Linked DNA regions of Homo sapiens: region 2 is linked to region 1. Evidence: chromatin loops called from intact Hi-C (ENCODE). Cell type or tissue: mammary epithelial cell. All regions are shown on one strand. Links, peaks and the distances in the headings refer to the core of each region. The heading gives the core; the rest is flanking DNA.

What was found. A loop is a pair of places that touch in the nucleus more often than their neighbours do. Peaks named below come from ENCODE experiments on the same cell type or tissue, not always from the same donor. Only the 100,000 strongest peaks of a DNase experiment are listed, where the experiment ranks them.
Region 2: it touches region 1 in a loop (18-fold over the local background); 7 of 110 quality-filtered maps call a loop at or near these places.

Annotation. Positions count from the first base shown.
Region 1 is chr1:7,972,163-7,977,531 of GRCh38, forward strand. The region is part of intron 5 of PARK7 (Parkinsonism associated deglycase); the gene reads left to right. Among named protein-coding and RNA genes, the nearest start is that of PARK7, 13 kb to the left of the region's middle. In mammary epithelial cell, for the core only: a CTCF peak has its summit at 3,287 (motif pointing right); a DNase peak (open chromatin) is centred at 3,289.
Region 2 is chr1:7,664,644-7,670,012 of GRCh38, forward strand. It overlaps CAMTA1 (calmodulin binding transcription activator 1), which reads left to right. Exons shown (of 23, transcript NM_015215.4): 9 at 1-556. Among named protein-coding and RNA genes, the nearest start is that of VAMP3, 100 kb to the right of the region's middle. RefSeq lists enhancers at 3,178-3,367, 4,536-5,369. In mammary epithelial cell, for the core only: CTCF peaks have their summits at 3,078 (motif pointing right) and 5,009 (motif pointing right); a DNase peak (open chromatin) is centred at 3,068; H3K4me3 peaks cover 51 bases.

The DNA of each region.
Region 1 (5,369 bases), core at 262-5,261:
AGCAGATGCTACTGAGGGGCCAGGTGTGGTGGCTCATGCCTGTAATCTCAGCATTTTGGGAGGCCAAGGCAGAAGGATCTCTTGAAAGCCAGGAGTTTGAGACTAACCTTGGCAACATAGCCAGACCCCCATCTCAACAAACAAACAAACAAAAAATTAGCCAAGCACAGTACTGCATGCATGTAGTCCCAGCTACTCAGGAGGCTGAGATGGGAGGATCGCTTGAAGGCAAGAGTTAGAGGCTGCAGTGAGCTATGATTGCACTCCAGCCTGGGCAGCAGAGTGACACCATGTCTTTCAAACAAAATGTTATTCGCCTTTTTTCTTCTCAGTCTTTCAGGAGTGACATCAGAGTAGGATGATACCATCATCTGAGAATTTATTATTGTGTTTTAAAAATTTCCCAGTTTTATTAGGTTGATGTAAAAGTAATTGTGGTTTTTGCCATTAAAAGTAATTGGCGTGGCACAGTGGCGCATGCCTGTAATCTCAGCACTTTGGGAAGCTGAGGTGGGCAGATCGTTTGAGGTCAGGAGTTCAAAACCAGCCTGGCAAACGTGGTGAAATCCCGTTTCTACTAAAAATACAAAAGTTAGCTGGGCATGGTGGTGCACGCCTGTAATCCCAGCTACTCGGGAGGCTGAGGTGGGAGGATCACTTGAGGTCAGGAGTTCGAAACCAGCCTGGCTAACATGGTGAAACCCCGTCTCTACTAAAAATACAAAAGTTAGCTGGGCAGTTAGCTGGGTATGGTGATGCATTCCTGTAATCCCAGCTATCAGGAGGCTGAGGCAGGAGAATCTATTGAACCCGGGCGGCGGAGGTTGCAGTGAGCCGCGATTACGCCACTGCACTCCAGCCTGGGTGACACAGCAAGACTGTCTCAAAAAAAAGTAATAATTTTTAATATGGCAGATGTTCATAGATATAACCCACATAAAAGCTAAAGGGATTCTAAGACCTAAATGTTTGAGAACCGTGGCATTAGGGGCTGGGAAGAACCACAGAGGTTGACCACCCTGGCAGGTCTTGTACGTGGGCTTACTACAAGAGTCACCACTAGCCTTTTGACCTGCCCTGAGGCTCAGGTAATTATCTCTGCCAAAGGGCACTGCAGTCACTGCAGCCCAAGCAGCTGCTCCCCTCTTTGGAGAGAAAGTCACAGATCCTTGAGTTTGGTTTTCTTTGGCTCTGCTGCTGTGAAGCAAGCCTCAGTCCTAGATTCTTTGACCAAAGGAAGAAAGAGTTTGGGCTGAGTTTGTTTCCTTATGATTCTGCTGAAAGTAAAAACCACATGTCAGTTTGTCCTGTGCCACAAAAGTAGCAAAATCACTTAAGGTCAGGAGTTCGAAACCAGCCTGGCCACCATGGTGAAACCCCATCTCTACTAAAAATACAGAAATTAGCCAGGCGTGGTGGCGCGTGCCTGTAATCCCAGCTGCTTGGGAGGCTGAGGCAGGAGAATCGCTTGAACCTGGGAAGTGGAGGTTGCAGTGAGCCAAGATTGCGCCATTGCACTCCAGCCTGGGCAACAAGAGTGAAACTCCGTCTCAAAAAATAAATAAAATAAAATAATAAAAATAAAAATAACAAAAATTAGCAGGGCATGGTGGCGCATGCCTGTCGTCCTAGCTACTTGGGAGGCTGAGGCAGGAGAATCGCTTGAACCCGGGAGGCGGAGATTGCAGTGAGCCGAGATCGTGCCACTGCACTCCAGCCTGAGCGACAGAGCAAGACTTCGTTTCAAAAAAAAAAAAAAAAAATCAACCACATTTGGCTTACTGTTTTGTGCTGAGGCTAGATGGAATGCCATGCTAAGAAGCATGGGCCTTATAGTACTTTAAATCAACATTAAAAAATAAACAGGCTGGCTGTGGTGGCTCATAGCTGTAATCCTAGCACTTTGGGAGACTGAGGTGGGAGGATCACTTGAACCCAGGAGTTCAAGACCAGCCTGGGCAACATAGTGAGACCCCCCCACCGACCTCTACAAAAAAATATTTTAAAAAATCAGCCTGGTGTGGTGGTGCACACTTGTAGTCCCAGCTACTCAGGAGGCTGAGGTGGGAGGATCACTTTGAGCCCAGGAATTTGAGGTTACATTGAGATGTGGTGATCACACCACTGCACTTGAGCCTAAAGGACAGAGCAAGACTTGGTCTCTTAAAAAAAAAAAGTAAAAATAGGCCAAGGGCGGTGGCTCACACCTGTAATCCCAGCACTTTGGGAGGCCGAGGCGTGCGGATCACAAGGTCAGGAGATCGAGACCATCCTGGCTAACACGGTGAAACCCTGTCTCTCCTAAAAATACAAAAAATTAGCCAGGCGTGGTGGCGGGTGCCTGTAGTCCCAGCTACTCGGGAGGCTGAGGCAGGAGAATGGTGTGAACCTGGGGGGCAGAGCTTGCAGTGAGCCGAGATTGCGCCACTGCTCTCCAGCCTGGGCGACAGAGTGAGACTCCATCTCAAAAAAAAAAAAATTATATAAAAAACAGTAAAAATAGAAAACACACTAGCAGTGTGTTTATACCATTGAATATCCTGCACCACTGTTGTGGGCACTACACCAGAAATAGGAAAAAATGTGATGATGAGCTGAGCTAATTGAGATGAGGGTTATGGGAATGGAACAGAGGAGTGATGGAAGAGATTTGGATCTTTTAAATTGGCAAACAGAAAAATAAGATTCTTTTTTTTTTTTTTTTTTGTTGAAATGGGAGCTTTGCTCTTGTTGCCCAAGCTGGAGTGCAGTGGTGCAATTTCGGCTCACTGCAACCTCCACCTCCCAGGTTCAAGCGATTCTCCTGCCTCAGGCTCCCGAGTAGCTAGAATTACAGGCACCTGCCACCATGCCCAGCTAATTTTTGTATTTTTGGTAGAGACGGGGTTTCACCATGTTAGCCAGGCTGGTCTCGAACTCCTGATCTCGTGATCCGCCCACCTTGGCCTCCCAAAGTGCTAGGATTACAGGCGTGAGCCACCGCACCCAGCCAAGATTATTCTGAAGTGTTGCAGTTAGGGATTGGAAACATTTTGAACACAAAGAATATTAGCCTAGTCCTTAATATTGAGTGAATGAGGAACGCAAATTGGAAGGGAGTCTATGTTGAGAAGAAAATTAAATGATATTTACTTTGAGTAGGGGAGGGGGAGGAAGTGTGGAGTTGGAGGAGTGGACAGTTGTCAGCTGAGATGCCCAGGTCTAGGAATGAGGCCTCTGGAAGCAAGGTCTTGGCCACCTGGAGGAGCTGGGGAGTTGGCAGAGGTGGTCATTTTGCATGTTACCACAGGGTGGTGCTGTTGGCTGCAGAAGGGGACATGGTCAGCTGCGCCCTCTGCACTGTAGTGCAGAGTACAGAGCGTTTTCATCCATCAGAATCCCAGGTCCTGGGAGAGTGAAACGTCTCTTCTCCAGTATTCCAAATAGGGTTCTGACGCCCCAGAAAGCAGTGATTATGAGCTTACCTGATAAGTATGAAAGACATCAGTAAATTCCTGAATCCAACTGTAACATAAATTTATTCACATCGTAGCAGTGATTTTATTACCACCTTGAAGGGAGCAGCCTAAAAATTCTCGTTCACCGATCACTTTCCTCACTGTGCTATCATCTATTAAAGTTTACTTTAAAATGCAAGATGATGTAGGAATTTCTTCTTAAATTCTTACCAAATAAAAATTAAAAACAATTTATAAATCCATTCAAATAAAAATTGATAATTATTCAATTCTTACGGACTTCTAAAATTTGCTACCATACATAGCTGTCTTGTGTGTAAAAATAACGTGGAGAAGAGACATTTGAGGCTTTTGATTTAAGAGCTATAAATCAGGACTTGGTCTGAAACTGACAGCTGATATTAGGCAGAAAGCTTATGTAATTAGGTAGTATTTGTGTGATCTTCCTGTTTGTAACAGCTACGGTCTGAGTAGCTTGTGGGTATATTATATAATTCCTTCCTTGGAGTCTTGTTGAAAAATGAAAGGACAGTAAGACCAAGACCTCTCAGGTTTGCTGACACTAAAAGTGTACAAACTGTGCCACAGGATCTTAGCCATCCAGGGCACCTTAAGTGTTTCCAAGATCAAGGTGCTGTTCTGAAACGTATCCTTCTAAGTGTCATGTGAGGCCTTAGAAAGAATGTTTATATGTGTGGCTTAGAGGAAAAAGGTAGAATGAATACTTTGTAAAAAGCTTTAAGATGAAATAACAATGAAAGGTATATAAAATCTTTGTTTTTAATCCTTATTTAGGACCATTACATACGCAATATGCTTGTGACCCTCCCTGAAGTTGGCCGTTTTCAGTGAATACATTTAAATAAAAATCTCAAGTTAGGACCTGCCAATTTGGAAAGACTTCATCAACTGACACTTCCATGTGGTTCTTTGCTTAAGTAGCTTTCATCACGTGATGCTAGTGCCTTTATATCTCACACTTCCAGGCACTTCACAGGCTATCTCCTTCAAGGACAGTGTGCTGTCCATTTTAATCCTACCACCTGGCATACTTGGGTGGATAGGTGGATGAACGAGTGTTAATTTCCCATTTTATTTATTTATTTTTTATTTATTTTGAGACAGAGTCTCGCTCTGTCGCCCAGGCTGGAGTGCAGTGGCACGATCTTGGCTCACTGAAAGCTCTGCCTCCCGGGTTCACCCCATTCTCCTGCCTCAGCCTCCCGAGTAGCTGGGACTACAGGCGCCCGCCACCACGCACAGCTAATTTTTTGTATTTTTAGTAGAGACAGGGTTCCAGCGTGTTAGCCAGGATGGTCTTGATCTCCTGACCTCATGATCCAGCCGCCTTGGCCTCCCAAAGTGCTGGGAATACAGGCATGAGCCACCGTGCCCGGCCTAATTTCCCATTTTCAAGTAGAAAATAAGATTACAAAAGAGCAATAAAATCCAGAAGTTCAGAGAGTACCAGTTGCCTTTAGCATGTAACTAAATCTTTCCTTTTACTAAGAGTGAGGTAAGAAGTTGAGCCCGCCCCAGTGATCCTCCCCCTCCTTTGGACTCCTGGTATATGTGGTCCCTGTTCTGGGGATGGGGAAGGTGAGAGAGGTGAGCACATTTTGTTTATCTGTGTATGCTCTGCTGGTATCAAGGTAAATCTTCTTGAGTAAATGGTTATTGAAGTATTTTGAGTTTCTGTGCTTTTGCCAGATGTGCTCAGCAAATCGTTTGTTATAAACATACTTTATCTCTCATACTAGGAAGTGTTTCATTTCAGAATCGTAGCTGTATGTTTGGTAAGAGCCTCTTGATTTTGAAGAATACTTTGCTGTTGCAGTTTTTGTTGTTGTTAGAGAAGGGGTCTGTGTTGCCCAGGCTGATGTTGAATTCCTGGGCTCAAGCAATTTTTCT
Region 2 (5,369 bases), core at 146-5,145, 310 kb before region 1:
AGGGAGCGAGGTCCTGCTCAAGTCTGGGGAGCTGCAGGCTTGCAGCTCTGAGCACTACCTGCAGCCGGAGACCAACGGGGTAATCCGAAGCGCCGGCGGCGTCCCCATCCTCCCGGGCAACGTGGTGCAGGGACTCTACCCCGTGGCCCAGCCCAGCCTCGGCAACGCCTCCAACATGGAGCTCAGCCTGGACCACTTTGACATCTCCTTCAGCAACCAGTTCTCCGACCTGATCAACGACTTCATCTCCGTGGAGGGGGGCAGCAGCACCATCTATGGGCACCAGCTGGTGTCGGGGGACAGCACGGCGCTCTCACAGTCAGAGGACGGGGCGCGGGCCCCCTTCACCCAGGCAGAGATGTGCCTCCCCTGCTGTAGCCCCCAGCAGGGTAGCCTGCAGCTGAGCAGCTCGGAGGGCGGGGCCAGCACCATGGCCTACATGCACGTCGCCGAGGTGGTCTCGGCCGCCTCGGCCCAGGGCACCCTAGGCATGCTGCAGCAGAGCGGACGGGTGTTCATGGTGACCGACTACTCCCCAGAGTGGTCTTACCCAGAGGTAAGCTGCCGCCGCTGCCACCACCTGTCACCTCCCCTCCCACCCACCTCGCCAGCCCCTGCGCCACCCTGCAGCTAAGGGATGCCTGTGGCTGCCCTTCAGAGGAAGCTCTGGACCACAAAGATGATGCTTTCCCCTCCTTGTGTCCCCACGGCGCTTGAACACCTCCGTCTTTCACGCAGTGGTTCTCAAACTTCACTGGGGCAAGTAGCTTTAAAGTCAGGGGGTCTTTGGCCGGGTGCCATGGCTCAAACCTGTAATCCCAGAACTTTGGGAGGCCGAGGCAGGAGGATCATCTGAGCCAAGGAGTTCCAAACCAACCTGGGCAACGTAGTGAGAACTGGTTTCAACAAAATATTAAAAAAATAAGCCAGGTGTGGTGGGGCCTGCCTATGGTCCCAGCTATTCTGGAGGCTGAGTCCGGAGGAGCACTTGAGCCCAAGAGGTTGAGGCTGCAGTGAGCTGTGGTTGTACCACTGCACTCCAGTCCGGATGACAGAGTGAAACCCTGTCTCAAAAAAAAAGAGAGAAAGTCAGGGTATCCTTGGAAGCAAAATGCTCCCCCAGCTCCAGCCAGAGTCGTCTGCCGTTTCTCAATTTATGTGTTGAGTCCATCTATGTTTTGCTTTGCTTTTTTTTTGAAAAGGGGTCCCAGGGTTGCTTAAAAAAATTCAAAAGTCACCATTGGCCGGGCTCAGTGGCTCATGCCCATAATCCCAGCACTTTGGGAGGCCAAGGTGGGTGGATCACCTGAGGTCAGGAGTTCGAGACTAGCCTGGCCAACATGGTGAAACCCCGTCTCTACTAAAAATACAAAAAATTAACTGGGCGTAGTGGCACGTGCCTGTAATCCCAGCTACTCGGGAGGCTGAGGCAGGAGAATCGCTTGAACCCGGGAGGTGGAGGTTGCAGTGAGTCGAGATCACGCCACTGCACTCCAGCCTGGGCGACAAGAATGAAACTGTCTTAAAAAAAAAAAAAAGAAAGAAAAAGTCACCATCATAGATCGTCTACATCCACTGCCTTCACCCTACTTCTCTAAGCCAAACAAAACCAAAAACCAAAAATCTCTCTCAAAACTGAACAGGGCACAGCTTCTGAAGAGTCATCCTGAAGATCCTTCTTAAGTAAACCTGGCCTTCTGCAAAATTCCACACAGGTCATAGGACGCAGGATTCCAACGTGCACCCTCCCCCAGCCCCCAGGCCGCCTCAGCTCCCGGGGATCTGACTTTGAGAACCACTACTCCAAAGACCAAAGCATCTTGCCTGAGGGACACAAGCAGTAGAGGAATCTCTGCTTTTTCTGTAGAGCAGAATAGCACAGGAAGGGGACAGAGTGGCCCAGGCTTTCCCTAAATAACCTAGTGCAGACAAGCACGTGCATCCTGACCTCTACCCAGCCCATCTGGGTGCTCAGGGACCAGCACATGCACCACGGGCCCTGATTGGACACTGCCTGGGAGGTGGCTGCCCACGGCCCACTCGGCTGGAGAACACCAAAGAAGGGGGCTCATACTTCCTCACCCTTCTTCCCCGCTGGCAAAGCTAAGAAAATCTGTGTACAGACACCCCCAGCTCTCCCATCCCCGATAGGAAGAGCCCGGAAGGATCAGACTGGGCTTCCTCTTGGTATAGGTTGGTGTGACCGTGTTTCTGACCCCCCTGCTGTTGTTGTTTTGTTTTGTTTTGTTTTGTTTTGTTTTTGAGAAGGAATTTCACTCTTTTTGCCCAGGCTGGAGTGCAATGGCGCCATCTCGGCTCACTGAAACCTCCGCCTCCCAGGTTCAAGCGATTCTCCTGCCTCAGCCTGCCGAGTAGCTGGGGTTACAGACACACCCTGCTGCATCCAGCTAATTTTTGTATTTTTAGTAGAGACGGGGTTTCACCATGTTTCCCAGGCTGGTCTTGACCTCCTGGCCTCCAGTGATCCGCCCACCTCAGCCTCCCAAAGTGCTGGGATTTCGGGCATGAGCCACCACACCCGGCCCTGACCTCCTAATCTTATCAGTGACTCTGAGCTCAATGGCACCTTCGGAGTGCCCACCACACCCCCCACCCCACCCCATGAAGGCCAGTTGGGCATCTTCCCCGTGCCCCCTGACCCTGGGCTTAAGAAAGCGATGCAAAGGGACAGGGAGGAGGCCAGGATCAGGGTGCGGGGGGACGGTCAGAGCTGTCTTCTGGTCCTGGCTCCTTGAGACCTGACTCTCTGGGGCTCAGTTTCCTTACGTGTAAATGGCTGAGAGGGGGTGGCCTCGAGGCACTCCCAGTCCTAGGACCTGGGAGATTTGGTCCTCGGGACACTTAGAGGCGCCCTGGAGCCCTTAATGTCTTGCAGAAGCCAGGAGGTGGGAGGAGGGTCCCCTCTTTTCCCGAGGTCCTGGCCTGTCAGACAGGCCCTGGGCTGGGTGCAGACCCACACCCCAGCCTCCTGGGTGTCCTGGCGAGTGGGACATTAGCAGGCCTGACTCCTTCTGTCCTTTCTGGGCCTGCAGTTCAGCAGCTCGCCACACGAGGGCGGCCCAGGAACAGGAACGCAATGGCAGCCTGGCAGCCTGGCAGCCCAGCAGAGGGAGCGGCCAGCCTTGCTTTTCCAGAAGCCCTCAATGCTTCCAGTTACCCACAACCAAAAGCTGCTGAAATTCAGCTTGATTTGGAAAATGCGCATAAGCCACCCAGCTAGGCCCTTTGGGGCCCCACCTGGCCACACAGTGAGGCCTCAGAGGTTGTGAAGGGCCCCTTCCTCCTTGCTGTCCTCTCCTACCCAGGCCACTGTCTCCACACCACAGCAGGGGTGCCCCCATCCTGGGTTCTACAGGAGAGAGCACCTTCTCTCTTGACACTTCTCTCCCTTTGTCTGGCCCTCGTCCTGTCCCCTCCCTGCCAGCCTGTCTGTGCACTGACTGCATCAGGAGTCCAATCTGGCCAGGTTCTGCCAAGCTCAGGGAGGGCTCTACAGGCAGGCTCGTCGGCCTGGGCCCTACTTCCCAGTCTGCAAAATGGGGTTTGGCTAAACGGTTACTCAGCACCCCCACCCAGCTCTAAACCTCAATGCATCTACCTAGCAGGAATGCGATGGCCGGGGCCATCCTGCTGTCTCTTCTCTGAGTGGCCCTCCCTCCCACAGGCTGCTCCCATTTCTCCTATCTCTGTCCACCCCTTCACCTCCAGCTGCAGCTGGTCACCAACACACACACACACACACACACACACACACACACACACACACACCCACCACACACCCCAGAGGCGTCCCCCTATGCCCCAGCATCTGCCCTGGCTGCATCAGACATGGGCCCTTTATCTCAGGACTCAGAGACCTCAGATGGCATTTCGTGCCCCCTCCCCACCCCCAAAACCCTCCTGCGTCATCTCCCACCACTGACACTCCTGCTGCAGCAGCAGAAGAGCCTGCAATTACAGCCTCAGGCACGCGCGTCACCACCAGTTCAGCGCAGCCAGGCGGGCTGTTGCCATGGGAACCATCCCTTGAATGGATGGATGCTGAGCTGTCCTGCGGCGGTTTCCATGGAGAAGGTCCTGATGTTCTCCAGTAATTTCTGCAGTTCTTTGTTCCCGGCAGCAGCCCCAGCCTCATGCTAGCAGCTGTTGATTGCGGTTATTATTTTTTCCCTTTTTCTCACATGGTAACTGTCTGTGGCCTTTTGAAGTCACTGCTCTTCCACTTCCCAGGATCCTGGGGGATGGTGCCCTGAGCTGGCCTTCTGGTGCTTCCAGACATCCCAAAGTCAGGCTCCACCTGTCCGCCGGCACTCTTCTCAGCCAGGCACCCACTCCCCCCAATGCCCCGCCACTTCCACGGAGCTGCAAATATCCCTGGGCATCAGAACAAGGGATGCTGTGGTCAGAAGGGCCCCTAGCAAGGAGATGCCACCCAGAGAGGCTGGGCCACTTGCCTGAGGACACACAGCTACTGAGGCGCAGGAGCAGGCCTCCTGCTTTTGTTTCTCGGTCCTGAGCTCTCTCTGCTGCCGTAGCAGTAAAGTGACCTCCCAGGCCAGAGCCAGGCTCATGCAAGAGCAGGGGTGGAATATGCTTTCCAGCCTGGGAGAGCCCCTTCCGTGGAAGAAGTCTCTTTTCCTGGCTGGGCAATGGGAGGAGCTACTTCCACCTCATCCCTGGAAACACTCACTCCTGCTGCAGATGCCCTGGGCCAGGCCTGGGTTCCAGGAACATTGTGGGGCGCCTAGGGCAGGCTCCTTGTAGAGGCCGGGGCTTCCTCCAGGGCAGGGGTGGGCCAGGGCCCAGGAGAGGCCAAGCAAGAATGAGTGACTGACCAGTAGGGAGCATCTGGTTGGCACGGAGTTGGGGGGTAGGGAATCACTTCTCTGGCCTGGAGCAGTGGGGAAGGTGGGCTCACAGCAGCTCCTCACCCCCACCTCCCAGGCTCCAGCCTGCCTGGCGGCCTTCTCCAGCCTGGACACTAGGTGGTGCTCTCCGCCCTGACCTAGCAGCTCTCCGCCCCACTGCAGGGAAAGGTGTTTACTGGTTTGGGGGTGGGGTGGATGGCGCCTCTGGGGTGGGTCCACCCAAGGTTAGCCAGGAGAGTCCGGGAGGCCGGCACCCCTACCTTCCTCATCCCCAGGGAGAGCCTCCCTCTACTCAGTGACCAGCCCCTCTCCTCGGCTAAGCCGTAAGTAGGGGACCTCCAAGGTGCCGTCCACCTCGCACCTCCCTCTCTCATCACTAAGCAGGACAATGGCCATGAAGCAGGACTGCCCGGGCCCCGGACATGAGGCCACCCTCCTCCTCCACTTTCTGCAGCAGCCCCAGGCTGGTCGGAACGGGGA